Regions from separate parts of the Homo sapiens genome. Here region 2 is linked to region 1. A link is an interaction called in ENCODE POLR2A ChIA-PET data of the cell type or tissue named here. Cell type or tissue: A673. All regions are shown on one strand. Each heading gives the region's core, and the rest is flanking DNA. Links, peaks and the distances in the headings are about the cores only. Region 1 overlaps PFDN1 (prefoldin subunit 1). Region 2 has its middle 36 kb from the start of HSPA9.

Region 1 (5,386 bases), core at 221-5,220:
AGCATAGTAGCTTCCAAGTAATGTAGTTCATTTCAAGACAACTGATCTACTGCAAAACAAGAGTTGGTAATAAGAGTTCCTGGCCAGGACAATGAAGTAACATTCTCCCAGACAGGTCCATTTGAACTTAAATTATATAAATGAAATAAGGATACACTCTTCACAAAAGCATGGGCACTAATGGTACATGTAACACACTAGTAATCCTAAGTATTTCATCAGAGTAAAGTATATTTGCAGTTAACAGCAATTTCTGATATTATAAATAAAAAAGAATGACAAAAGGCATTACCAAGTGCGTGTTCATATATATGAACTGACTCACCTTCTAAGTCAATATTTTTCTGAGCTCCTTCTTGGATATTTCATTAAGCAGATTATGTTCCTTGACATGAACATTTCAGTCCTCTCTCTCAGATTAGATAGTAAGTTATTCCTAACTTTGCACTATGAGATAAGTGGCAGCTAAAATCAGAAAATTCTTGGTATGGCTTAAAATTGACTGTTTTCAGAGAAATTCAGCTAATTAAGTCAGTTACAGCACACAATTCCTCAGTGACAAAGTTAACAGTTCAAGACTGCTGCTACCTTAATATTTTTACATAGGAACAGCAAGCAAATGGTACTTTTCACCTTTCGCTCAGTTGCTTATCATTGACTGGAAAACACTGTAGTATCCCGCAAATGACTGCTACTTTTCATACAACAAAGGCTGATTTTGTTTAATCCTTTGTCAGTTAAAAAAAAAAAAAAAGGCCAGGTCTTTTGATGTCAGGAAATGCAGAAGCAAGCAAAGTCCACCAAGTAGCTAAATGAATCAATTACATTTATGTTTTTAAAACAGGTCCAAAGCCTAAAATAAGTAACCCCATAGCAAGTTTATTTTAGTATGTTTGTACTCTCCAAGATAACAGACTTTTCCCTTTTTTAACAATAGACATCTAATTAGCATAACATTTTCAAAATTAATTTCCTGTGTTTTGGTGAGAATCTTTAGACTGGGGCATATGGGAGGGGAAGCAGGGAAATAATTATTAAAAAGTACTCGTCTGCAGAAGAAACAGGACTATGTAATTCTTACGCAAATGTTTGTTAACTCCCTCTGGCACAAAAACAGTGATGTCATTCTAGACAGCAGTAGAGCAGAGTTATAATGAACATCAAGTTTTTAAATCACTGACAACTTAAGGAAATTAAGAATATGACTTAAAAATCTCCTCTCCCCAGAGTACTAAATCTGTGCAAGAGGAATGTGTGCCCATCTGGGGTTATATACATATTCAGCGTCAACAAAACTTAAGTCATTTTTCCCTGCACAACAGGAAAAGATGTTGTTGTTTTCCCTTAGAACTCTGGGCAATGAAAGCCATGACTTTAAATGGCTCTGTATAAAAACACAAGAAGGGTGGGTCATGTTCTATTAGTAAAAGCAGCTGAACACCAAGAACTTCTCTTTCTTCAAGTAAAATCTAAAAAGTAATCTCATCTTACTTTTGACAACTATCTTTGCTTCACTTTCTCTAAAATACAGATTAATACCTTTAAAGAGGGTATAAAATGAATTTATAAATTGGCATTTGCAATGTGACTCTCACACCAAAAGTAATCTCACACATTATTTTTTCCCCTGTAGTATGCACTAAATAAAATATCCAAATTTGATTCTGCTGAGAGCAACAATATAAACTATTTTCACTGTAATATCAACAGTATTTATCAACAATATCAATAATATTTACTATACTAAGATTTTTTAAATTTCATTTCCTAATCTCTTAGCAATAAAATATAGTATGACCATTTCTTCAGTTTTAAAATTACCTGAAATTGACTGGAAGACCAACTCTATAGCTACATGAAATTGTAAAAGGGCTGCAAAACTTGAAGCAGTATGAGCATACCCCTTTCTATTAACATTTAACATAACTAAGGGAAGCTGCATATATTTCATCCCACCTTTACTAAATGCCACGATTCAAATTATAGGTCAACATCCAAACTAAGAAATACAATCACAACAAAACCAACATAACATTCTAAACAAAGGGCAGTTCAGCCAAGCTGTCATAAAGAGTTCAGATTTCTACAACCTAAACAGTTGAAAAACTGCTTAACTATTTAGATTTTTTTTAATTGTTACCTATCAGGAATACACCTACTGTTTCACTTTCTACTTATGCCACATTTATCTTAAGTTTTACACTTCTGGATCTTTCAACCGTTAGAGATCAACCATTAAATTACTTCAACAAGTAGAAATAGTAACACCGCTCCCAAACAGCAATTTTTGCATTGCTAGACACTTATCTAGTTGGCAGATTTATACCATTGTTCATTCTTAGTTCCTTAAATGTAAAAAATACCCACAGAATGGTAGCATACCTCTAAATTAGTTTAAATATGGTACAAAGTTATTTTTAGTTAGGTTCAAGTTTTAAAAAGGCACTAATTGTTCTTTTTAAAGGCTAATCTACTCAAGTTCCTCATATTAAAAAAAAAGTTAATTTGTCTCTTTTGGAAAAAAGAAATGTTATTTATGTAATGCTCAAGCAAAAAGGGTGTTCAAATAATAGATCTGACATCAAATCAGGGTTAGGATCATACTTATTGTTCATAAAAGTAAGTTTGACATTTATTCTAATGATGGTCCTTTCAAACACTAGTATGGTTAAATGTCATTTATATGCACTTTCAAATATAATTCTTATTTTAAAAATACTCCTATCCTCTACTATGCAAAGTAGAAAAGGAAGAAAACCCCCACAAGCAATTATAAACATTTTTATCCATGAAAAAATATATACAAGAAATATTCACATAACATTTAAGATTTGTCTATTCCCTCCTTGCATGCTAGAAAGATGCAAAGACAAACACTTCCAAATACTCAGACAGATCATTCCCCAGTTGTAACTTTCATCATAGTTCTCAAAGCAGTATGGTGAGGTCAGCTCACAAACAGCTTAAGTAGCAAAACTAGAAATTGGTGGTAGTAGTATCAGGCTACATAACAGCCTCTCTAAAGAAGATGAAGTAAGAGAACTAAAATGTGCTGGCAACACGCCAAAAGACTGGATGGAATATAGCTTTGAGCAACAAATACTCAGAGCTTACAGTATATAGCAATTCATCATCTCTTATCCTGTAGCTTGACTTTCCTTGTTTTAAACCAAAAATAGCCATGTATAAGAGGTATTTAACACTACAAAATGTGTCCATACTTATGAAATGAAAGATATCTGGGTCTGCAATGATTTGTTTAACTAAATACATACCCTAAAAAAAAAAAATCTGACTTACATTCTGTGTGAAGATGAGGAAGGTAAAATGGATAAAAATACATTGATATTATTATGCATAAAATAGCCTTTATTCTCTAAGGATTATACTACCCTCAAGCATAATCTTTAAGGTTTGGGTTTTCTATATTTTTAGTTCTGAGTGTCTCTTCAACTGGCTGGTATTTAGAATTAGACAACCTTCTCAATATATTTAATGAAGAATTAATCCTGTCAGATCAGAGGACGTGATTTTGGTCAGATATAATTTTTTTGACCTTAGTCAAAATATATGTTACTTTTATAATTTCATCTTACATGGATCATATATTAAAATAGGATAATAAACTCATTCTTAAGTCTCTAACACTTTCTAAAATACTTTTTTTTCTAAGAAACCAAAAGAAAAAAGTTATTTTAGGCCAGAAAAAAGAATCAGATTCAATTCAAATCAATACACATTTAATAGCTATTTTGTGCCAGACATTATACTGAGAATGAGGAAACAAAGATAATATATATACATGGTCTCCCAGAGCTGACAATCTGGCTGGGAAGACCGACCCATTTAAACACACCTACACACTCAATGTGCTTTACTAGCTGTAGGAACAAAAGCCCTACTATCGCCAAGGAAAGAGTGAATGAGTCTGCCCCAGGGGCTGAAAAAATCTTCAGAGGCAAAGTAAGAGTAGAGCTATGTCTTGAAGGATAAGAATTTCACAAGGAAAAGAGGAATATTGCCAGCCAAGGACAATGTTATTCGCCAAAGACTGAGCAAAAGCAAAAAAGCACAAAAACATAACATGTGTGAGGAAACCTATGTGGCAAGGGTAGGATAACAATTTCTAGTACATGTGCTACTACTCTTCTACCCTCACTGTGTAACAGACATCACTAATCAATTAAAGCATGTTTAAAACCCATTTGACATCTCAAAATTCTTCTCAACATATAACACAAACTAGTAGAAGGAGGTAGGTCCATGAGATGAAATATACATGCTATCCTAACCCTGGAAAAAGAAAGTGGTGGGACTTGAGGCAAAGGGTAAATTAAGAACAGATTATGAATAACCATGAATGCAAGGCCAACAAGTTTAGATTTTATCCTGTGGACAACAGAGGATGAACAAAGGACTTTAGGAAGAATATTGATGTGATTAATTCTGAAAGATATGTGAAGAATGGATTTGGACAGACAGAATGAAGGCAGGAAGAAAGAACAGTTAAGATGCTATCATAAAAGTCCAGGCAAGAAGCAATGAGACCTGAATTTCAGCAATGGGAAAATCTACTGCATGTTCTAAAAGAAAAATGAAGTTTTGGATTTTATTATAACCATTTTATTACGGTTTTAAAATGAAAATTTGGGAAAAAGTAATATTCTAGTCAGAATTCCCAAATAACACTCAAAATGGAAAAGAAAAAACAAAGTAAGGTAAAGACTAGAATTAAAGAAGTGAATCACAATGATACCCAAAATTACTCGACTATAAATTCAGAAATAGATATCTCAGGTTTAGCATCAAGAAAGAGAACATCCTCATGACCAGACTAATACTCAGCAAGTCTTTTCTTCCTCTCAGGGCACTAATACGCTAGCCAAACAACAAACGCTATTCACCTTACATGCCCCTACAATACAGGGTCAAACTCATACTCCCGGTGAGATGCAGACAGCACTAAAGTCAAATTTAAAACAGAAGTCTGAAATCATGTAGAAGCTCAACTTTATCCAAACATTTAAAACTCCACACTTCTTTTAAGAAACGTAATTTATATGAAATAAACCTTCTGGAAATAATACCATTCTACTATTTATTAATTCATATCCTAGCCTTTAAACTCCAAAATTCTTGGTATGGAAAACAACTTATCTGTAGCACTTTGGAAAATATGTACAAAAAACAACTCTCCTAACACTTCTGCAGAACGTTTAATAAATGAAACTATTCTAATTAAAAATTAAAACTTCACTGTAGCTCAAAAGCCCAAAGGGAGTAAAACGTTTTTTCTATTTTGAAAAAGGAATTCTTTAGCTATTGCAAACAAAGGCTAGCGCAGTGATGTGAAATCCAAGTACAACATGTTAATAAAGCTGGCATT
Region 2 (5,386 bases), core at 312-5,311, 1.7 Mb before region 1:
AATATATTATCTATTCAAAAATTAATTAAAAAATAAATAAAAAGAGAAAATAAAGTAGGCCCCTGCTGAGCATCCAACCTTCCTTTCTTCCTTCCTTCCTTTTTTTTCTATCTCTATTTCTCTCTCTCTTTCTTTTTTAGAGACAGGGTCTTACCCTTTTGCCCAGGTTGGAGTGCAGTGGTGCGATCACAGTTCACTGTAACTTCATGATCCTCTGGCCTCAGCCTTCCAAGTAGCTAGGACCACAGCTGTGTGCCCACCAGGTTTGCCTGGGTATTTTAAAAAATATTTATTTTGCAGGAATAGGGGATCTCGCTATGTTACCCAGGATGGTCTCAAACTCCTGGCCTCAAGTAATCCTCCCAAAATGCTGTGATTACAGGAATGAACCACTGTGCCAGCCTCTTTATTTACTTTATAAATTTTGTTTACAAAACAGGTGGTAGGCAGATTCGGCCCATGACTATAGCTTGCTGATCTGATCCCTGCTCTATCATATCTTATTTGATATATATCCTGGCATTAATTATTGGTTTCCTCATTTCTTATCTGCCTCTCCCCACCCCCACATACTAGAATGCAAGCCCCATGAGAGTAGGGTGCCTCTCTGTCTCGTTACCACCATATGCCTACACCTGGAACCATTTCTGGCTCATAAAGACTCAATAAATAATTGTCAAATGAATATTTGAATGTATTATGTTTGTCTGGGCTGAAGAGAAGAGCAACTCTATTTGAAGGGAGATCAGATGAGATAAACTTCTGATGGCAGCCCCTCTGGGAAGAATAATTTCCAGTTTGATCATCCTCAAGACAGCCCAACCTGTAGTTCTTGCCTCAAGGAGGAGCTGCTCATGCCGACCTCCTGACAGCAGATATGAAACTGAGTAGTACCTGTCCTCCTAGGACACGTTCCAGAAGAGAGGAGAACCGATGGATTAATCACTTTTCAATTTAAGAAGAAAAAGTACTTTACACACACACACACACACACACACACACACACACACATACACACACACACACCCAGGAGAGACCTCAGAGCCCAGGGAAGCTGCTCAGTTGGCAAGTTGGGCTTTGCAGACTAATAATTGCCTTGCCTGAGGGTATGGAGGAACCGGAATTCTGACTACCAGAATGACATGGGGAACAGCCAGGACCTGGAGAGGCGGAGGAGGTGGGGGAAAGTGGGAGAACGGAGTTTGGCACATTCCAATTTAGGCAGCACGTTGCCCTGAACAAACAGCCTGAATCACCACGTGCTTATTAATTTAAAAACTGTTTCTGAATCAACACATTCTTTGCCTGTCCAGGGCTGGGCTTTTTGCAGCCATGTAGCACACTGGCCAAGAAAGTGTGGGGTCCTGAAGGAGAAATGGCACTAGAGGAATCACCCGAGCCACTGGGCACTGCCTCCCAAGGCTTGCAAGACAGCGCAGAGGGTTCCCAGGCTGCGCTACTTTTGTTCCCTTGGAAGAAAGTCAGTAGGCAGATGCCTCTTCTACCTCCCCCAACACTCTCTTCAACACCACACTCCCTCTCCAGCTCACTCAGAGGAAGCTGGGAAGGTTCCAGTGGCGCGCTCCTGAGAAGCAGTGGGAAGGGCCAAGGTTACGAGTTACCCAGGCATGGGGGCGAACCCTGGCTCCCTCACTTGCTAGTTGTGTATTCTCTCTGTCTCTCTCTCTCCGTCTCTCTCTCTTTCTCTCTCTCTCTCGGAGAGACAGAAATGAGGTCTCGCTATATTACCCAGGCTGAAGACTGGACTCCAACTCCTGACCTGGGCTCAAGTGATCCTCCTGCCTCAGTCTCCCAAGTAGCTGGGACTCCGGGCACACGCCACCGCGCGCTTGGCTGTAATCTTGATCAAATCATGTAAAATTCCTGAACCACAAGTTTTTTTTTTTCTACAGTAACACCCTGTGGAGTTATGAAAATTAAAATAAAATAATGTGCTTAAAGCACAGGGACCAGAGAAGCAGCCGGATAAAGAGAAGGTCTTGGGGAGGGAGGAGGGCAGGGTATTGGCCCTCCAGTGGCCAGCAAGGAAAATGATGCGGCCCATCTTTGGGTACTTGCAGCTGAGCCCACAGAGTCACATGTTTTATCCCCGCACAGTAGGGAATGTCCTTTGACTTTTCTGACCCAGGATCTAGCTTGGCAACGCCGGGTCCTCCGGTACTCAGGACCGTCACTTGGCTCTCACTGGCTGGTTCTCTTGGAGTTTTGAGAGAGCTCTGAGAGGTCCTTGAATCCTTTCTCCTTCCCTCTTGTAGTGATATCTCTCTCTCAGACAAACCCAGGGACTGCTGGCCATCAGCTGAACCCGAGGGGAGCGAGGCCACAGCCCATGAGATGTACCCCACACTTCCTCTGCCCCGCCCCCCAAGCAGGACTGTGTCTGTGTTTTTCAGGGTGTGCTGCTGGAGCCCTGGGAGGAGGGGGTTGGGCAGTCGCTGGCGCTGCCGCTGGTGGTCCCTGTGCTTGAAGTGCCGGTGGTATCGGAGTCCATGCACCCAAGGCCCAGCACCCAGCAACATTCTCTGGCCCAGCAGAGGGGTGAGAGATCAAAGGAGGGGGCGTGGGGCATGGATTGCTTCTGGGCAGACCCATGCCAATGTGACATGGGGTTTCCTGCCTGAGTGTTACTGTGTGGCTGTGCCTGCCACGCTCATCTGGGGTGTGTGTGTGTGTGTGTGTGTGTGTATGTGTGTGTGTGTATGGGTGGGTGTTGGGGGGTGTACAGACGCTCTGGGTATGTAGGGGGGTCAGCACTAGGGGGGCTTCTAGGATTTGTCTGTGGTCTCATCTCCGCCCTCCCTGCTCCTGGAGGGGGAGCTGTAACTCAGCCAGGAGGCCACCTAGCTGATTCCCCTCCCCCCACCCACCAGCCGCTCGCTCTGTCACAACAAGGAGCTTTGGCAGAAAGGGAGGGGAGCGTGGGTGCTGCGGAGAGAAAAACACCCCAAAGTTTCAGAAAAAATGGCAGGAGAGATGCCAGCACCCAGGAGCAGGAGCCTTCTGCTTCTCACAGCCTGCACTGCTGGGCTGGGGGGAGACCACGGTTTCCTTTCCTTCCTTTCTCCCTTCCTTCCCTCCCCGCCCCTTGCTGCGTGATATTCAGGAAAAGGAAACATTACAGTGAGGGGAGAAAGGGAACAAAGAGATGCTTTTCAGAGGGGTCATGGGATCTTTCCGTAGCCACCAGAAGACACAGTTCTGGGCTCTGCTTGCTCTGGGCTAAGTGGGTGTGTATGTGTATGTGTGTGTAGAAGAGAACAAAAAAGAGAGAGAATGTGTGTGTTAGTGTGTTAGTTTATGCATGCCTGTGAGTAAATGTGTGTCTGAGTGTGGATGTGAATTGGGCGTGCATGTGTGTGTTGGGAAACAGTAAAGATAAAAGCAGACAGAACAAAAAGAATCATATACAAGATTGGTTAGACAGCTGCCCTTAGATAGTCTACACATGAATACTTGAAAAATGTTTGTGCAATAGGTTGGCCATTACCCAATATTGCGCGGCATTAGAATAAACATGTATACAATGAAAAACCTCCAGATTGACACTTCTTCCTCATGCTTTTGAAATCAGGGTATTTCATTTGGGCAATGACTCCTTTTCTGCAGGGTAAAAACTTCATTTACTCGCAGGTAGCTGGAACACCATTAAATATTCTTAAGAAGTTAGTTAATATTACATGAAGCTTCACGGAGAAAATATAAATATCTATTTATAATGATATATTCACTGTGAATTGACGTCTTTATTGTAGTTGGAACACGTAGCATGAGATCTACGGTCTTAACAAAAATTTAAATACACAATGCAGTAATATTAACTATATTAACTATAGGTGCTATGGTGAACAGAGGTCTAGAACTTATTCATCTTGCATAACTGAAGTTTTATACCTGTTGAACAGCAACTCCCTATTTCCCCCATCCCTCAGCACTTGACAAGCACCATTCTCATTTCTGTTTCTATGAGTCTATTTCAGATAATTGGTGTAAGGAGAACAGTGCAGTTTGTGCTTCTGTGACTGTCTTATTTCACCTAGTATAATGTACCCCAAATTCATCCATGTTGTCATATATGACAGAATTTTCTTCTTTTTAAGGCCAAATAATATTTTATTGTATGTATATGCCATGTTTGCTGTATTTGCTTATCTATTGATGGGCATTAGTTTCCATATCATGTGTATTGTAAATAATGCAATAATCAGGAAAATGCAGACATCTCTTGGAGATCTTGATTTCAATTGTTTTGGATAAAAATACAGAAGTGGGATTGTTGGATTATATGACAGACATTTTTCCAAAGAAGACATACACATTGCCAAAAGGTACATGAGAAGATGCTTAACAACACTAACTGTTAGAGAAATGCAAATCAAAACCATAGTGAGATGTCATCTCGTCTATTAGGATGGCTACTATAAAGGGAAACAAAAGGTAAGAGTTGGCAAATTCATTGGGAAGTAAAATGATTCAGCTGCTGTGGAAAATTGTACGAAGCTTACTCAAAAATTATGAATTTTTTTCCCCCAGAATGCTTAGCTCTTTTTGTAACTTTTATTTTAAGTTCAGGGGTACATGTGCAGGTTTGTTATATAGGTAAATCTAAGTCATGGGTCTTTGTGGTACAGATTATTTGATCACCCAGGTATTAAGCCTAGTACCCATTAGTTATTTTTCCTGATCCTCTCCCTCTCACACTCCACCATCCAGTAATCTCCAGTGTTCATTTTTTCCCTTTTTGTGTCCATGTGTTCTCATCATTTAGCTCCCGCTTATAAGAGGACATGTAGTGTTTGCTTTTCTGTTCCTGTGTTAGTTTGCTAAGAATTATGGTCTCCGGCTCCTCCTGCAAAGGACATGATCTCCTTCTTTTTTTATGCCTGCATAGTATTTCATGGTGTATATGAATTAACTTTCGAGTGGAGAAAAGAACTGGTAGATTTGTGAGATTAACAAATATTTCCATAGATTCAAGTTCATTTTCCCAGGGTTTTCTGAGCTTAATAACCTCAAAAGTACCTGAAATATAGTTTTTCTTCCTTTCACAGAGCTATTTATGTTATATATGAACTACAACTTAGAGTATTTAAAACTCAATAAATAGTGAAATTAAAAAAAAACAAAAAAACCTCATTTACTCAAAGCTCAGAATACAGTTTTGTGAGCATTTCACCAAAGTAAGGGCTAGAGTTTCTCTTAGCATTATTTGCTTACAAAATATTTGAGTTTGTAAACAAGATCCCAAGGGAAATATTTATCCCACTCAAGAAAACAAGTTACTTTTACCTCTTTGAAGTATCTATTTGCATTCCAACAATATGGTACTTATAAATCACTCCTTTCTAGCAACTTATTAAAGCAACTC

What was found. Peaks named below come from ENCODE experiments on the same cell type or tissue, not always from the same donor. Only the 100,000 strongest peaks of a DNase experiment are listed, where the experiment ranks them.
Region 2: POLR2A ChIA-PET joins it to region 1 with 5 read pairs; 1 of 35 experiments calls an interaction of 5 or more read pairs at or near these places.

The regions. Positions count from the first base shown.
Region 1 is chr5:140,292,574-140,297,959 of GRCh38, forward strand. All of the region lies in intron 2 of PFDN1 (prefoldin subunit 1), which reads right to left. Among named protein-coding and RNA genes, the nearest start is that of PFDN1, 7.8 kb to the right of the region's middle. In A673, for the core only: no CTCF peak of the experiment used is centred there; a DNase peak (open chromatin) is centred at 3,038; H3K27ac peaks cover 1,323 bases.
Region 2 is chr5:138,608,531-138,613,916 of GRCh38, forward strand. It overlaps the pseudogene RPL10AP10. Among named protein-coding and RNA genes, the nearest start is that of HSPA9, 36 kb to the left of the region's middle. RefSeq lists enhancers at 1,057-1,689, 1,690-2,322, 2,323-2,955. In A673, for the core only: CTCF peaks have their summits at 2,072 and 2,820; a DNase peak (open chromatin) is centred at 2,881; H3K4me3 peaks cover 996 bases; H3K27ac peaks cover 833 bases.